Regions from separate parts of the Homo sapiens genome. Here region 2 is linked to region 1. Evidence: chromatin loops called from intact Hi-C (ENCODE). Cell type or tissue: OCI-LY7. All regions are shown on one strand.

Evidence for each region. Hi-C counts contacts between places; a loop is a spot of excess contacts. Peaks named below come from ENCODE experiments on the same cell type or tissue, not always from the same donor. Only the 100,000 strongest peaks of a DNase experiment are listed, where the experiment ranks them.
Region 2: it touches region 1 in a loop (2.6-fold over the local background); 3 of 110 quality-filtered maps call a loop at or near these places.

What each region holds. Positions count from the first base shown.
Region 1 is chr3:23,756,433-23,764,432 of GRCh38, reverse strand. No RefSeq gene overlaps it. Among named protein-coding and RNA genes, the nearest start is that of UBE2E1, 46 kb to the left of the region's middle. RefSeq lists a silencer at 1,118-1,167 and enhancers at 2,913-3,032, 3,133-3,182, 2,767-3,403, 3,404-4,040, 4,553-4,722. In OCI-LY7, CTCF peaks have their summits at 2,591, 2,795, 3,734 and 3,934; DNase peaks (open chromatin) are centred at 1,942, 2,822, 3,292, 3,892 and 2 weaker places; H3K4me3 peaks cover 3,326 bases; H3K27ac peaks cover 5,249 bases.
Region 2 is chr3:23,439,135-23,447,134 of GRCh38, reverse strand. All of the region lies in intron 3 of UBE2E2 (ubiquitin conjugating enzyme E2 E2), which reads right to left. Among named protein-coding and RNA genes, the nearest start is that of UBE2E2, 240 kb to the right of the region's middle. RefSeq lists a cis regulatory region at 5,575 and an enhancer at 5,491-5,660. In OCI-LY7, no CTCF peak of the experiment used is centred here; DNase peaks (open chromatin) are centred at 4,334, 6,184 and 6,554; H3K4me3 peaks cover 1,279 bases; H3K27ac peaks cover 2,268 bases.

The DNA.
Region 1 (8,000 bases):
AAAAATGTGAGGGAAATTAATTAAAAGTATTTATTTTGCCCCAATTAGAGATGAACTATGGGGGGCTCTAGCAGAGAATAGCAAAGACCCCTGTGGAACTATGAGATCCCTGTAAATATTCTGAGATGCAACTACATAGCTTCAGACCCTGGAATGGGAGGGAAACCCCTGCATAGGGAGCAGTAAATTACCAACTTCTCCAGTAAATGAGAAAGTGACTCTGCTGGCCACTGGGAGCGGGGCTGCAGAAGCCCTATGAGGTTTTCTGGAGGAATCCTGCTTCCGTTCCTTCCCATTTCCCAGGTTTGGCTCAACACCGTGATCCATGGTTACTGCGACCCTCAGGAAATTGCTGCTGTGGGAGCCTCCTCTTTTCCCAATCTACCATGCATACTCTTATTAGTCTTCAGACAATAATAATAATAATAATAATAATAATTATTATTATTATTATTATTATTTTGATGGAGTCTCGCTCTGTCGCCCAGGCTGGAGTGCAGTGCGCGATCTCGGCTCACTGCAAGCTCCGCCTCCCGGGTTCATGCCAATCTCCTGCCTCAGCCTCCCCAGTAGCTGGGACTACAGGCGCCTGCCACCATGCCCGGCTAATTTTTGTGTTTTTAGTAGAGACGGGGTTTCACCGTGTTAGCCAGGATGGTCTCCATCTCCTGACCTCGTGATCCGCCCGCCTCGGTCCCCCAAAGTGCTGGGATTACAGGCGTGAGCCACCGCGCCCGGCCTCAAAAATTAATTTTGAAAATAATGATATAATCTTTAAAAGAATTGTATTTCCAGTGGGCAGCACTCGCTTGATACAGAGCAGCAGGGCCATGTAACCTGGCTTCTAAATCATCACCTCTTTGGGTCCGCACGTATTTTTTATTTTTTATTTTTCATGCTTCAAATGCACCTTTGCAGAAGGAGATGAACTGGGGGACATGTTAGCGCCTCCACGGGCCTGCTGAGCTCTGTTGGCTGCGTGTGCTAAAAATAACTGGAGAGGTTAAAAAAATGTTGAAGCAGATTTAGGGGCTCTTCTGGAAAATGAAACACAGAAGCTGGGCCCTGGGTGGTTCTATTTAAAGCCGATCATCATCTCATCCATTCCTGTGGATTTACATGCGAAGACTCTACTCCCCAGCGGCTGGCTGAGGGAAGGAGGGTCTGATCTGCGTTAGGACTCACCTCCTCCCACGACCCTCTGCAAAGCAGCAGCTGTCCAGAGAAAAAGGAGTGCGCTGGGTCTGGCAAGCAGCTCAGTTCTTTCCTTCCACAATTGTCCCTTTGAATTGAGGAAAGCGAAAATAAAGTTTTCAAGGCCAATTTCACAATTTCATCTTCTGTGAAAAGCAAAATCAACGAGGCTATGAAAAATTACAAGCAGTTAAAACACTTTCATGTCGTCTTTCCCAGAGAGAGAGAGAGAGAGAAAGAGAGGAAATCAGACTGCTTTGTTCAAAGCAACGGCCAACTCAAGCCCTTTTTTTTCTTTCTTTCTTTTCCTTTTTTTTTTTTTAAACACATCTGGTCTCAATCTTTATACACCAGTGGACAAAAGCAATTAGACAGCTCTGTTTTCCACGTCATAATAATGGAAGTCATATATTTTCCATGGCTGTCTCATTTGGTTACCCAGCTCTGCAGAAATGGACTAAATGGAATTTAAAATGTGGGTCTTTTCTTGACAGTGTTGTTAGTGACCTGAGGGATAAGTGCTCCAGCATCTTCTAGAACCACCAGAAGTGAAAGAATAGATATTGCAAGTGTAGGCAAATAAACCTCAACGTAATTTACATGCCTGTGGGACAGGCCCTTCACAATCCTGTCTTTCCAACAAGCCCGGGGGGACAGGGATGCCTTTTTAGGATGGGTTCAGATTTGGAACGATCTCTTGACAAATCTGCTAGAGGATGCTAGAGGAGCTTTCATTTAAGGTGAAACTTCCGCTTTCTCATTGTATTGGTGAGAATTCTCTTGGTTGCCAGGGAGAGTCAACCTAACCCAGCCTGAGTAAAACAGAGAATTGGTTCGTATAACTAACCATAAGAAGACGAATCTGGTCAGACTCAACTGATTCCGAGGCTTCTTGCAATGCTATCTTCTTTTCTGCTCCCTCCACCTCTCCCGAGATTAGCAACTCCAAGAAAAGGATTGGCTTGGTATCAACAGTTCCAGCAATAATTCTGTAGTTATTCTCACTAAGTCAGGTGCCCATCCTTAAAATGGCTACAGGCTTGGGTCAGTGGTCCATTCCTGAAGATGAGAGTGGGGTCTGCTCCATCAAACCACAGGACTGAGATTGGGTAGGGCCTGACTCCACGAAAGAAAATTGTGTTTCAGCTTCAAAAGAAGAAGGGATGGATGCAAGATGCCATAGCTAGCCTATGTGGGACCCTTGTGAGTTGGAAACAGGCACCCCCTCCAGGCTGATGCAGACCTATGCCCCCACTTCTTGGGGAGCAGATGGCACCTTTGACCTGCCTTCCTCTGGGCAGAAGAAAACCCACACCTAGGACAGATAGTTGAGTGAGCAGAACTAAAGGTGGATATTGACTCAATTGACTCCTTGGCAGGACAACATTGTGCTGTGTGACAGACACCTGAACACTGTAAGTGGTGGCACTGGTGGGCAGGAAAACCAACATATGTCCTCCACATCCACCCCCAACCATTCTAAAATAGATGCCTTACCCCAAGTTTTCTTGCCTGACGTGCTTAAACTGTGGCTTATTCATTAGAACGTGCACATCAGCCATTTTACAACTAAATGTTTGCTCAAACTTGGGTGTGTGATGTTAACCCATAGAGGGAGCACTGGGATGGAAAAGTCCAGACCTGGGGCCCAGGAGGCCTGGGATTGATTGCAGCTCTGTGTTTACTATGAGGGCATACTTGCTGTAGTCCTGAGGCTTTTTTAGATATCAGCTTCCTCATTTGTAGGATAAGGGGACCCTTCCCAAAATCCTTCCTTCCTACTCAAGGTCCAGATTAGAAGGAGGCCTGTGGTTTGGGGGTCTTTCTTTTCTCCCAGTTTCCCACTGTTTGTGCCAACAAGTATAATTCTACCTCCAGCCCCCTTCCCCCAGCTGGTCTCCTCAGAAGAAGTTGGTGAAGTTGGTGGTTTTACCGCATTTAGTCGGTTTTACCGCATTTAGTTGGTGGTTTTACCGCATTCACAACAAGAAGTTGTGAAGTTGCTGGTTTTACCGCATTTAGTCACATTTGATCACCTCCAGCTCCCCCTTCAGCAGGTTGTAATTTCCCTCCCAAAAGACATTGGTGATACACAAACCCCCTTTTGCCTGTTAGGCAAATTAGCACCCACTCACCAACCTGGGCCCCTGCAGAAGCTGGCTGGGGACAAACACAATGCATTTGAAAGACCTGAAAATGCAAAGCTCAGCAGTGGCTGACTTCTGTCCCGTGAGGGTCAGGCCCTCTCAGCCTGAGCAGAGGGAGGGCCATTAAACAGGGGCATCTGCAGCAGAGGAAGGGACCCTGCCCTGTAAACCCAACGTTTCCTGCTGCAGGGGGCCCCTGCCAGTGCTGAGAATAGACTTACAGGGAAGAAGTATTCTTCATCATCTTATATGCGGGCACTTAACAGCCTCTTTGCATTTGCCAACCACAAATTCTAGCGCCAAGCACAGAACCCCACACATATCCTATCTCCTCTGTTAGTCTATCAGAACCAAATTTCCTTTTAGGTCATTGTGCCTGGCCCCCGCCACTTTGGCCTGCAATAGTGAGGGCAGAGTGACTAGGTTCATCTCTGCCAGAGCTGCTGGGGGAGGGCTTGGGGACCATGTAAAATGTTCTTTGGGGTGAGTTAGTCTGCTTCTATCTTACCACTCACAGTCAAATTGGTCTTCCAAGGCCTAGAGACTCTGAGTGGGGTTAATCAATGCCTATGGGTGCCACTGGGTGCCACTAGTGGAATATTTTGGGGTCCAAACAACCAGTCATACACATAAAAAAGACCTGTTAATAATTTCTGCTTTATCATTCAGTGTCTTTGGGAGTTCAGAGCATACACAGGGAAATATAATAATGCTGATGCCTATATTTATAGAATACCATTCTGTCCTCATAGCGCTTTTATAGCGTGGATAGTTTAGTAGTTAAATGCTTGAAGTAAATCTTGACTCCTCCAAAGACTAAGAAAACTTCAGTACATTACTTAACATCCTGGAGCCTCTGTTTGCTTCTCTGTAAAATGCAAGATAATAACAGCCTTTACCTTTACAAGTCTGGGGAGAGTTAATTGCAGTGGTCTATGTTAAGCTCTCAACACATGGTCAGACATAGAATGATGGTTCAATACATGTTAGTGACTACTTTTTTTTTTTTTTTTTTTTTTTTGAGACAAAGTTTTGCTCTTGTTGCCCAGGCTGGAGTGCAGTGGCGCAATCTCAGCTCTCCAAAACCTCCACCTCCTGGGTTCAAGCGATTCTCCTGCCTCAGCCTCCCTAGTATCTGGGATTACAGGCGCCCACCACCATGCCCAGCTAATTTTTGTATTTTTAATAAGGACAGGGTTTTGCTATGTTGGCCAGGCTGGTCTTGAACTCCTGACCTCAGGTGATCTGCCCACCTCGGCCTCCCAAAGTGCTGGGATTATAGGCGTGAGCCACCACACCCAGCCATGACTACTATTATTATCCATGAACTCATTTGACTATAAGAATGACTTGTTGTGAAGTTGGTTGGACTGGGATATTTTCCTCTTCTGATAAGTGAGGAAAGTGAGATCAGAAAGTAAAAAGCAAGCATGGGGCCAGAGGAAGCGAAGGAGAGAGAGAGGGGCTCATAGGATTGGGAGATGGCTAACACGAGCAAGGAGCATCTAAGGGGACAGGCCCACCCTCTTGCCACAGCAGCTTTAAGTTTCCTACTGTATGCAAGGGAGGGGTCCTGACCTGCAGAATACTGACACCAAGATAAAGTCATTTAAATTAAACCTACTTACTGAAGGGACTGAAACTTTACAGTAAATAGAGGGGAAAAAAATAGATTAGCATTTTATTTTGAAAAAAAGGACACCTTGGCCAGGTGCGGTGGCTCACAACTGTAATCCCAGCACTTTGGGAGGCCGAGGTGGGTGGATCACCTGAGGTCAGGAGTTCAAGATCAGCCTAGCCAACATGGTGAAACCCCGTCTCAACCAAAAATACAAAAAAATTAGCCGGGCGTGGTGACGGGCACCTGTAATCCCAGCTACTAGGAAGTCTGAGGCAGGAGAATCGCTTGAACCCTGGAGGCAGAGGTTGCTGTGAGCCGAGATGGCGCCACTGCACTCCAGCCTGGGTGACAGAATGAGACTCTGTCTCAAAATAAATAAATAAATTAATTAATTTAAAAAAAGAGGACACAAAAAATTTTGAAAATAACTTCACCTTCTAACAAAGTTTAGATCATGGTTTAGGCTATGTGCTAATTATTAGAACAAAGAATCTAAACTTTTTTTTCTGACAAAATTGAATGGTATCCTTCACTTCATTTTTGACTTTTATTTCACATTCATAAAGAAGGTCATTTTTTTTCCCCACAAAGGTATTTGACAGCCTTATCAATTTTTAAAGGAGTTTTCTGAACCCTTGTCATTTACATTGTCTTCTCCCCCTGGTCTATTTTCTCCTGGGTAGCTGTTATCTGGTCTCAAGGCTTTGAGCAGTCCTGCTATGTTACTTTCATGAACTCCATGAAACCCTGAGACTTTGCAAGATTTGCAAGTTCGTTTTGTGAACCAATCTGCATTGAATTTGAATGATAATTTTGGAGGTGCTACAAACCACAGAGGTGTCAATGAGATGGGTGAGAACGGCTGTGGAATAGGAAGAGACTTTATTTGTGTATAGGCTGTGTCATATTCCCTTAGCAAATAGTTTCATATTATAATAATTTTTGCTTCATAAGCAAGTCATAACTGTAGGCACTTGGGTAACAAATACTCAGATAACAACCATCCCTTGTACAGGAATGCAGCACATTTTTTTTTTAATAAACACAGATTTCTGTGGACAGAAATGTGGTTAAAAGTCTTTTCCATCAGTGGGATGGCTGAGATATCAGACAGAGCAAACAAGTAACGATAGTAACAGATTATATATAACACAATGAATAAAATAAGAAACCATAGGCCGGGCGCAGTGGCTCAAGCCTGTAATCCCAGACTTTGGGAGGCCGAGGCGGGAGGATCACGTGAGATCAGGAGTTTGAGACCAGCCTGGCCAACATGGTGAAACCCCATCTCCACTAAAAATACAAAAATTAGCCGGGTGTGGTGCTGCGCACCTGTAGTCCCAGCTACTCTGGAGGCTGAGGCAGGAGAATTGCTTGAACCCAGGAGGCAGAAGTTACAGTGAGCTGAGATGGTGCCACTGCACTCCAGCCTGGGCAACAGAGCAAGACTCTGTCTCAAGAAAAAAAAAAGAGAAAAGAAAAGAAAAAAAAAGAAACCACTAGCTCATTCTGATATAAATAAAAATTCAATTAAATGTTTGATGGGGAATGAAATATTTACATAGTTTCAAGGATTTCCACAAAATACTTATGAAAGGGAAAAGAGTCACTTTGTAGCAATGAGTCTGACAGACACCACTTTATCAAGGGGTCTAAGTGAGCATCCCCCAGAATAGGATGAATGGAAACTGTACCCCACACAATAAGAAGAATCCAGCTTCACTTCTGCAATATTCCTGTCTAAATCTAAACAAGAGAAAACCAAAATTGAGGGCATTCTACATGTTTGGCCTATAGTCTTTAAAAATGTCAGAAGACACGCTGGGTGCAGTGGCTCACGCCTGTAATCCCAGCACTTTGGGAGGCCGAGGAGGGTAGTTAACTTGAGGCCAGGAGTTTGAGGCCAGCCTGGCCAACAGGGCGAAACCCCATCTCTACTAAAAATACAAAAAAATTAGCCAGGCCTGGTGGCGGGTGCCTGTAATCCCAGCTACTTGGGAGTCTGAGGCAGGAGAATGGCTTGAACCCGGAGGCGGAGGTTGCAGTGAGCCAAGATCACACCATTGCACTCCAGCCTGGGTGACAGAGCAAGATTCTGTCTAAAAAAAAAATTACTGTAATCCCAGCACTTTGGGTGGCCGGCTGAGGCAGGTGGATCACGAGGTCAGGAGTTCAAGACCAGCCTGGCCAAGATGGTGAAACCCCATCTCTACTAAAAATACAAAAAGTTAGCTGGGTGCAGTGGCAGGTGCCTGTAGTCCCAGCTACTCAGGAGGCTAAGGAAGGAGAATTGCTTGAACCAAGAGGGTGGAGGTTGCAGTGAGCCAAGATCGTGCCACTGCACTCCAGCCTGGGCGACAGAGTGAAACTCTGTCTCAGAAAAAAAAAATTACAAAAATTAGCTGGGTGTGGTGGCACACGCCTGTAAGTCCAGCTACTTGGGAAGCTGAGGTGGCAGAATCGCTTGAACTCCTGGAAGTGGGAGATTGCAGTGAGCTGAGATCGTGCCACTGCACTCCAGCCTGGGCGACAGAGTGAGACTCTGTCTCAAAAAAAAAAAAAAAAAAAGTCAAGGACATAAAAATTAAAGAAAGAATAAGGAGCTGTTCCAGACTGAAGGAGCCCAAAAAGCCATGGCAGCTGGGTGCAACACGGGATTTTGAACTGAATCCACTTGCTATAAAAATGACATTGTGGGGATTGCTGGCAAAACTTGAAAGGGGCCCAAGGATTTGTAGTAATGTATCAGTGTTAATTTCCTAACTTTAAAAATGGTTGTATTGTGTATGTAGAAGGATGTCCTTGTTTGTAGGAAATGTATACTAGAATTTTCAGGGCATCAGGTCAGGTCTGCAACTTACTCTCAAATGGTTTGGGAACAAAAACAATGTTTGTACTGTACTTGCAACTTTCCTGTAAGTTTCAGTTTTTTTTTTTTTTTTTTAAGAGCAAAGAAGGAGGTCATTTTCACTGAGCAGTTGGCAGATTCACCCAAGGTCCAGAGATGGAGTTGAGAGGCCGTGCCAAGGAGTGGTGTG
Region 2 (8,000 bases), 320 kb after region 1:
TACTACTGTTGTAAGTACTGAAAAAAAGATGCACATCATTTAGTAACATATGGCTGATCTGACCTAGTCAGGGAAATCAGATAATACCTAAGGAAAGCAGGGAGAATGAAATGTGTCAGGCAGAGGAAACAGCATGTAAGGACTGTTTTGCATGGATAACTGCACTGGGGAAAGGGAAATCCCAAACTTTTTGAGGCCTATTACAATTGAGTTCTAAACTACACCAATACTGGGGGACCTGAAATGCCAGCACGCTCTTCTGGTCAGAGTGAGGGTTTATGGAGGCCAATTAATTAATAAAGTTTTGACCCAAGTCTCGGGAACTACAGAGAAGAGCACTATCAAAGACTTAAAGATGCAGGGGTGGTGGTCCTCACCATATTCTCTTTCTATACCTTTTATGACCCTACGGATAAAAAAAAAAAAAAAAAAAAACCAAACAGACGGATAATGAATAACTGTAACCTTAAACTGGTAGAATCCCCAGTAGTAACTGGCATGCCAGATATGGTATCAATTTGGTACTCAGCTACTGATATGGTGAATGCTTTCTTCTCAGTCCCTATCAGTAGGGAAGATGAAAGGCAGGTAACTTTCACAATGGCAAAGAGACCATAATATCCTTCCCCAGGGCAATGTTAACTCTTACGATCTCACTCAAAATTCAGTCAGCCGGGATATCTTCACATTCCATTATATTCATGATAGCATACTAACTGCATCTGGTTAGCACAAAATGGAAAGTACCCTAGCCAGCTTAAGTAAAATACACATAGCAGACATTTCACAAAAATTAAGGGTTATGGGCACACACTGCCAAACTTTTTAAGGAGTTCAGGGCTCCAGGCCATGCTGAGAACATCCTCTTTAAGGTAAACAAGTTTTTGCATCTCTCAAATCTACTGTTAAGAAAAAGGTGGACCTTCTTTGATCCTGGAGGCTGTATATTTATATGCAGTACTTTTAACACCGTTTTGATCCATTTATCAGAGACCCCGAAGGATGCCAGTTTCAAGAGTGACCGAGTGTGATAAAGAAGACTCTGTAGCAGGTCCCAGCTATGGTGCATCTGTGACCAATGGATCTCATGGTACAAGACCTATTTTTTTTCTCTGTTTAAGAAATGGGGTCTCTCTCTGTTCCCCCAGGCTGAAGACCTATCATTGACGGATAAAAATGCTGTGGAGTCTCTGGCAAGCACCAAAAGAGAAGTCACAATGCTGATCCTTGGGGTTCAGTGGCAGAGAAGAACTTTCTGCTAGAAAAACAAATCCTAGTATGTTACAGGGCCCTAAGAGAATTTGCATGCCTCACTATGTGCCAACAAATAAGTCTGTGACTTAAAGTACCCACTGAGTAGCAAGACGGGCAGAGAAACAACCCGTTGTATGATGGAAATGGTATATTTGGGATTAGGCACAGGCACATTCAGGAGGCATGAAAAAATTACATTCACAGGTAACTCAGACTCCCACATCACTAACGCCTTTCTCCTTCATGACCAACTGTCAAGGCAAAAAGGATTTCCGATCTAGCCAAATATGAACTGCTGTTGCACTGCAGCCTTATTCAGGAGCAGACCTAAAGAACTGTGGTAAAAGAAGTTTGGCAGATGAGAACAACCGGAGCAGTATATGTGGTGGTCATCCATTTCAAATGGAGGGAGAAATGACCTGAGCTACAGATATACTCTGATTCATTGGCAGTGGTAAATGGTGTCTGGCTGTTTGATCAGGGGCCTAGAAAACAACAGTGAAAGATGATGTGATAAGGAGGTCTGGAAAAATGAATTGGGCACAAATCAGGGGCATTTGTGTGTCTCACAATAACTACCAGGAGGTATCTACCAAAATGGAGCATGTCAACATGTGTGTTGTCTAATATCAACAATGAGGTGAATAGGATACTTTATTCTATGGCTGTCAGCCAGCCTTCCACTTGGGCCACCACAGAGTTGACATAGTGAGCCCATAATAGAGTGGCCAAGGTGCTTCCTCTCACCAATGTTGAAAAGCTATTGCTAAATGCGTAAACTGCCAATGAAAGAGACTGATGACAACCACTCAATATGACATCATTACTCAAGGAAACCGATCACTTGGCATAAGATTACATGGGAGTGGGGAGGTAGAGGGAGTAAAAGAGTTGGTGGCAGGGTGGCAATGATTTGTCTTTACAGAATTAATACCTAATCTGAACATGGATTTAGTTCCAGCTCCCAATACCTCTGCTACCACCACCATTCCAGGGCTTATAAAATAACTGATCTATCAACATGGCATCCCACCAAACACTGTCTTAGGCCCAAAGTACCCATCTTATAACTAAAGAAGTATGACAATGGGCACATCCCCTTAGAATCCATTTGCTTTACCGTACACTCCATTCACAAATAACAGCTGGCCCAATAGGTAGGCAGAATAGCCTATTAAAAAATATCAGCTGAAGAGACATCTTGAAGATGACTTCCTGCAGTGTTGGAGCACTGCCCTCCAGGGTATGGTATATGCATATGCATTGAAGCAATGGCCATTACAGGGTGCTGTGTTATAAACAGCTTCAATACTTAGGTCTGGGAACTGAAGGATGACAGTAGGGTTGACTTTGTGAAACTTGTGTTTTCTACCCATCCTACTTTCATCTCTACTAAGGTAGAGGTTCTGACTTCCAGATGGGGTTAAGGGGTGATTGTTTCCACCAGTGGACATGTAAGAGTTCCAATAAACTTGAAGATCTGACTATACTGCTGGGATACTTTGAATTCCTCAAGCCAGTACATCAGTAGAAAAAAGGGAGTCAGGTTACTGCTAGGAATATTCAATCTGGACCACCACAAGAAGCAAAGACTGCAGCTACACAATGGGGGAAGAAGAAATATGTCCAGAACTTGAGAGATTCACTGGGGTATCTCGTGGTGCTTCCATAGCCAGCGGTTACAATAAATGGGATATTTCAACAACCATGGATCAACAACAGCAAGGCAACTAAGGGCTCAGACATTTGAGGGACATAAGTCATATTTTATTTCAGCAGGCAAGCAACACAAGCTGGCAAAAAAAAAAAAAAAAACAAAACTGGTGAAGAAAACCTAAAATGAGTGATAGAAGATGTGTATCAATTACTGCCTCACGGTCAGCTGCAGCAGAAGGGACTGTAATTTGTTTCTCTAACTGTCCCGTCTAAAGTCTTTCGGACAGTGTGGCAGGGCTCCACCTTGAAGGGGATTCAGTTACTGATTGCACATAACCTCTGATCTCAGGGATGAAGTGAAGGCATCTTATTCTCACAAAAATGGAGGCCTCATATCGTAGTATGGAAGCTACGTATAATGTAGAGCCTGAATGGATCTCAGTGGTTAAAGGGGTGTATTATACTGGGCATCTTTTATGCATCATTCAGATCTTCTCAACCTTACTTGTATCTTAGTCCAGCTGTCTAACCAGCACCAATTTCACATAGGTACATCTGACAGTTCCCTGCCTCATGCCTCGGGGGGCAGTTCTTGCCTTGTACTCTATGGCATCTGCGTTGACGCTGCTTTGGATTCCCCACTTGCATACCCCCATGGAGGAATTAATATACTGAAAGATGAATCTTTGGCCAATGGGAGACAGAAACTAATGAAAAAATTCTTCCTCCTTTCTTCTCTCACAAGGTACAGTCTTAAAGCACAGTTTATGAGAGTTTTCAGGAACGAACCTACAGGACTGAGTGGTGGCAGGTACCACAATAGCTTATCCATGTATTGACTCTCCACCCCTACCAAACCATATTCTCCTTGTTTCTCACTCTACTTCTTGGGATTATGTTCCCTAATAAACAGCACATGCTGCTCTGCTTCCGGCTCTTCTTAGTGGGGAAGCTGAGCTAAGACAGATCTAATAGTCTGTGGTGCCTTTATGATATTTGAGGTCATTCCTCTGGAGTTCAGAGGTGGTAAGTGAAACCACAGGCAGAGATGAGATCACTCAGAGGGAAAGACAGAGTAGGAAGAGAAAAGAGAAGAAGACCTAACACTTGGTCCATTAATGGCCACGAGAGGGATAATGGCCAGAAAAGAAGAATGCTGTGTGGCCAGAGAGGTGAGTAGAAAACTGGAAAGTACTGTTGTTATTGTGAGGGAGTTTAGTAGGGGACACAGGTAATATACATCTAATATACAAGCTGTTAATTTTAAATTACTAAATTTGGTTCAATTATTAATATAGATATTTGATATATTATCAAAGAAAATTAAATAATACATACTGCAAACAAAGTAGTGATGGAGGAAGTTTTTCAAACCACATTCCTCTGAGGGGAAACCCCAGGCAGAGCTACAGGAAAGCAGAAGAATCAGTAACCACGCCCCCTTATCTATGCATCTCTGGAAGGCAAACTGGTAGTGGATACAGACTGAGGAAAGGATGATCTGGCTGGCTAAGTTATTCACTTACAAAATTCTACCTTTTGAAAATTTCTTTTGGATTTTAAAAAACGCTCTGACATCAAAAAATAAAAGCTCATAAAACAGGCTTTTATAAGATCTTATAGAAAACAACACAGAAAGCTCAGTGCCTTATGTAAGGCATTTTAATTTAGTATACTTAAAACTATACTTCATAGTAAGACTTTCTTCCTTACACATAGGAGGGCATAAGAGTTCATAAAAATGCTTTATATGTCTTTACGAACACTTAGGATCAGAAGACAGATCTTAATACTTGGAATTAATCACAAGATTAAGGTATGAAATATCACCCTCTCTTACAAGAAGCCAGACAAGTCCTTTTTGGGGGGTTGGGTGGGAGATTAATGCTATATACCCATCAGTAGCAGGATTCATTTTTTTTTTTAAATTTAGAAATGTTTTGGTATTCTCCTTAAGTTCATTAAAACTTCTCTTTAGTGCATTTAGTTTGGTGTAAATAAAAGGATCAGTTCTGCCTGATCTTCACCCTGATTTCCTGTCTGTTTCAGTTAATATTCCTTATCCTATTGTTACTAATGTTTAATGAGGTCTTTATTAAAATATACATATGTTCTTTTACTCCCAGATTTTATTTTTGTAGCATGTATTACACAGGCCACATAAGTCCAAAGTTACAATCAACAATATAAAAGTCACAGAACTAAAATCTAAATTTCTAACTAACAATATGAACACTAGGGAACTTCAATTTAAATCACAAAGCAAGGCTTTGTAATAACATTCTTAAAGTACTTAAATAAATATGAAACGTCTTTGAATATAAGTGGTACACCAAAAGCAAATGTGTTTTAAACGACCCAAATGAAGAGTTTCATTTTCTGACACTGCTTTTGGTAATTAAAAAAAATGATATATTTAAAATAGTTAGCTCATAATATCACCTAAAGTGTTGTACAGTTAACAACTTCCTTTCAAAAATAATAGCATAAAGCAATACTGAATACGCTATAACTTAAAGATGAGACAGAATCAATGCTACCTGTCAGCAGTGCTAGAGGCCTGCCCCAACCACATGACTATTAGGAACAAGTCAGTGAGCTCCTCTAACAAAGTCTGTGCTTCAGAGATGGTGGCATCTCCTCCACACATTAAGTTTCCTTACCCAATTCTTTTTTTTTTTTTTTTGAGACGGAGTCTCGCTTTGTCGCCCAGGCTGGAGTGCAGTGGCGCGATCTCGGCTCACTGCAAGCTCTGCCTCCCGGGTTCACGCCATTCCCTGGCCTCAGCCTCCCGAGTAGCTGGGACTACAGGCGCCCGCCACCATGCCCAGCTAATTTTTTTTTTTTTTTTTTTTTGGATTTTTAGTAGAGACGTGGTTTCACTGTGTTAGCCAGGACGGTCTCGATCTCATGACGTCGTGATCTGCCCGCCTTGGCCTCCCAAAGTACTGGCTGGGATTACAGGCGTGAGCCACTGCGCCCGGCCTTCCTTCCCCAATTCTTTGATAGATGCTCACTTCACAGGTACAATTGTTGCCTGCCAACCTTGCAGGGTGGATATTAGTTTTCATCTGATGCTTCAGAATACCCAAGTGACACAACACCAGGTCAAATGATTTTAGTGGTTTGCAAGTCGGTGTAAAAACCCCAGCTCTTTTGTACTGGAGCTCAGTATCCAAACAGCCCATTCTCTCTTTAGAATTCTAACTAAAATGTCAGTGGCAAGGGATTTTTAAAATAGCCCCTAGGTGTTTCAAGTTTCCTGTGCTTGTTTCAGCAGACTACTGACCCTGCCTACTCACAATAAGCGAGTCTCTTAGGATTTAAATATACAGCTACATTGCCGTAACAAGAACCAGTTACAGGAAGAGCAGGAAAAAAAGTTGGGGGGACAAACTGGCAGGAAATGACTTCAGGACACTTTTTTTCTTTTTTTTTAAATCCAAGTCAAAGAATAACTCAGCTCTTTACAGTTATTTAAATCTGAAAACTATTTCCCTGAAAATGAAATTTCTAAGTAATATACAAATCAACTTAACTAGACTGAAACATTTAGGCTGATCTTACTTTATCCTTTTTCTCAGTATCTTACCTAACGGTTCTATATTTCAAAGCCTGACAGATTTGTTTGGCTGGCATGATCTGACCACTTCCTTTCTATCGAGAAATACAATTTTCTCTTTTGTTGCTGAAAGATTTCTGTTCACGCGTATGAACGTGGGTCCGTTTACAGATTTTGAAGTGTAAATGTTAACATGGAGATAATGCAGGTCAGTATTTTACATCTTATTAGATATCTATATAAAGAAGATAAGATAGCCGGGTACAATGGCCCATGCCTGTAATCTCAGCACTTTGGGAGGACGAGATGCAAGGATTGCTTGAGTCCAGGAGTTTGAGACCAGCCTGGGCAACATAGTGAGACCCCATTATTTTTCCTTTTTTTCTTTTGAGACAGAGTCTCACTCTGTCACTCAGGCTAGAGTGCAGTGGCGTGATCTTGGCTCACTGCAACCTCCGACCCCTGAGTTCAAGCGATTCTCCTGCGTCAGCCCTCCGAGTAGCTGGGATTACAGGCACCTGCCACTGCACCTGGCTAATTTTTGTATTTTTAGTAGAGATGGGGTTTCACCATCTTGGCCAGGCTGGTCTTGAACTCCTGACCTCGTTCGTGATCCACCCACCTCGGCCTCCCAAAGCACTGGGATTACAGGCGTGATACACAATGCCCAGCCTCTTTTTTTTTTTTAATATAAAAAATTTAAAAAGATAAGAATGTCTACAATGAATAAGTATAGCTTCTCTGGCTTCACTGATAGTATAATCTTGATGTCAGGTAGGTTTCTTGTTCCTCAAACTGTATAGGTTAAAACACAAAATGGGCTAATAATGGACAGCACTATGGTACTTTAGTTATACATCTGGATTGAGGAATGGAGTGAGAAATACAATGCGTTTTCGCTGAAAGTGTTTAAACTACTTAAATACATTAAAATAAAAATAAACACATTAAAATAAAAGGTTATCTATCTTTCCATTGTTATAAGATGTGGGTTCCAAAGCACTTGAGGGATGGGATGGAGACAGCTGCTCAAGGACAAGCTGGAGAAAGTTCATTATAAGAGTATGTATAATTCATTCCAGACCTCTCAACGTTCTCTCTCATAATCTCTTTGGGGTCCTAGAGACTTTGGGCAGCTAGCCATCCCCAGGGCTCACTTGCTTAAAATTCAAATCCCATTTCCCAGATCTCCCTTAATCCAAACACTTATCCATAAGAAGTTCTAAAACAATTCTAGGGTTAAGACATGGAGGAGGAGGGGTGCCTCTGAGTTTGACAGTATCTCTTAGCGCAGGTACTATAACACACACCCTTTATTCCTTTAGTCCTTGGATTCCTGGCATCTGCCAGTAACCCTATGTGATGGCCAGTCAGGAAGGAAAGCAGTCACACAGTTTCCTTTTGCAGTGCACAGGAAGAATACGCATGAAGGGAAAGTCTCAGGTTAGCCTTCCCCTGTACACATAACAGTATTTTTTAAAAATCACATGTTAAAAGCAAAACATCATGAATTCAATGTCAAGAAATT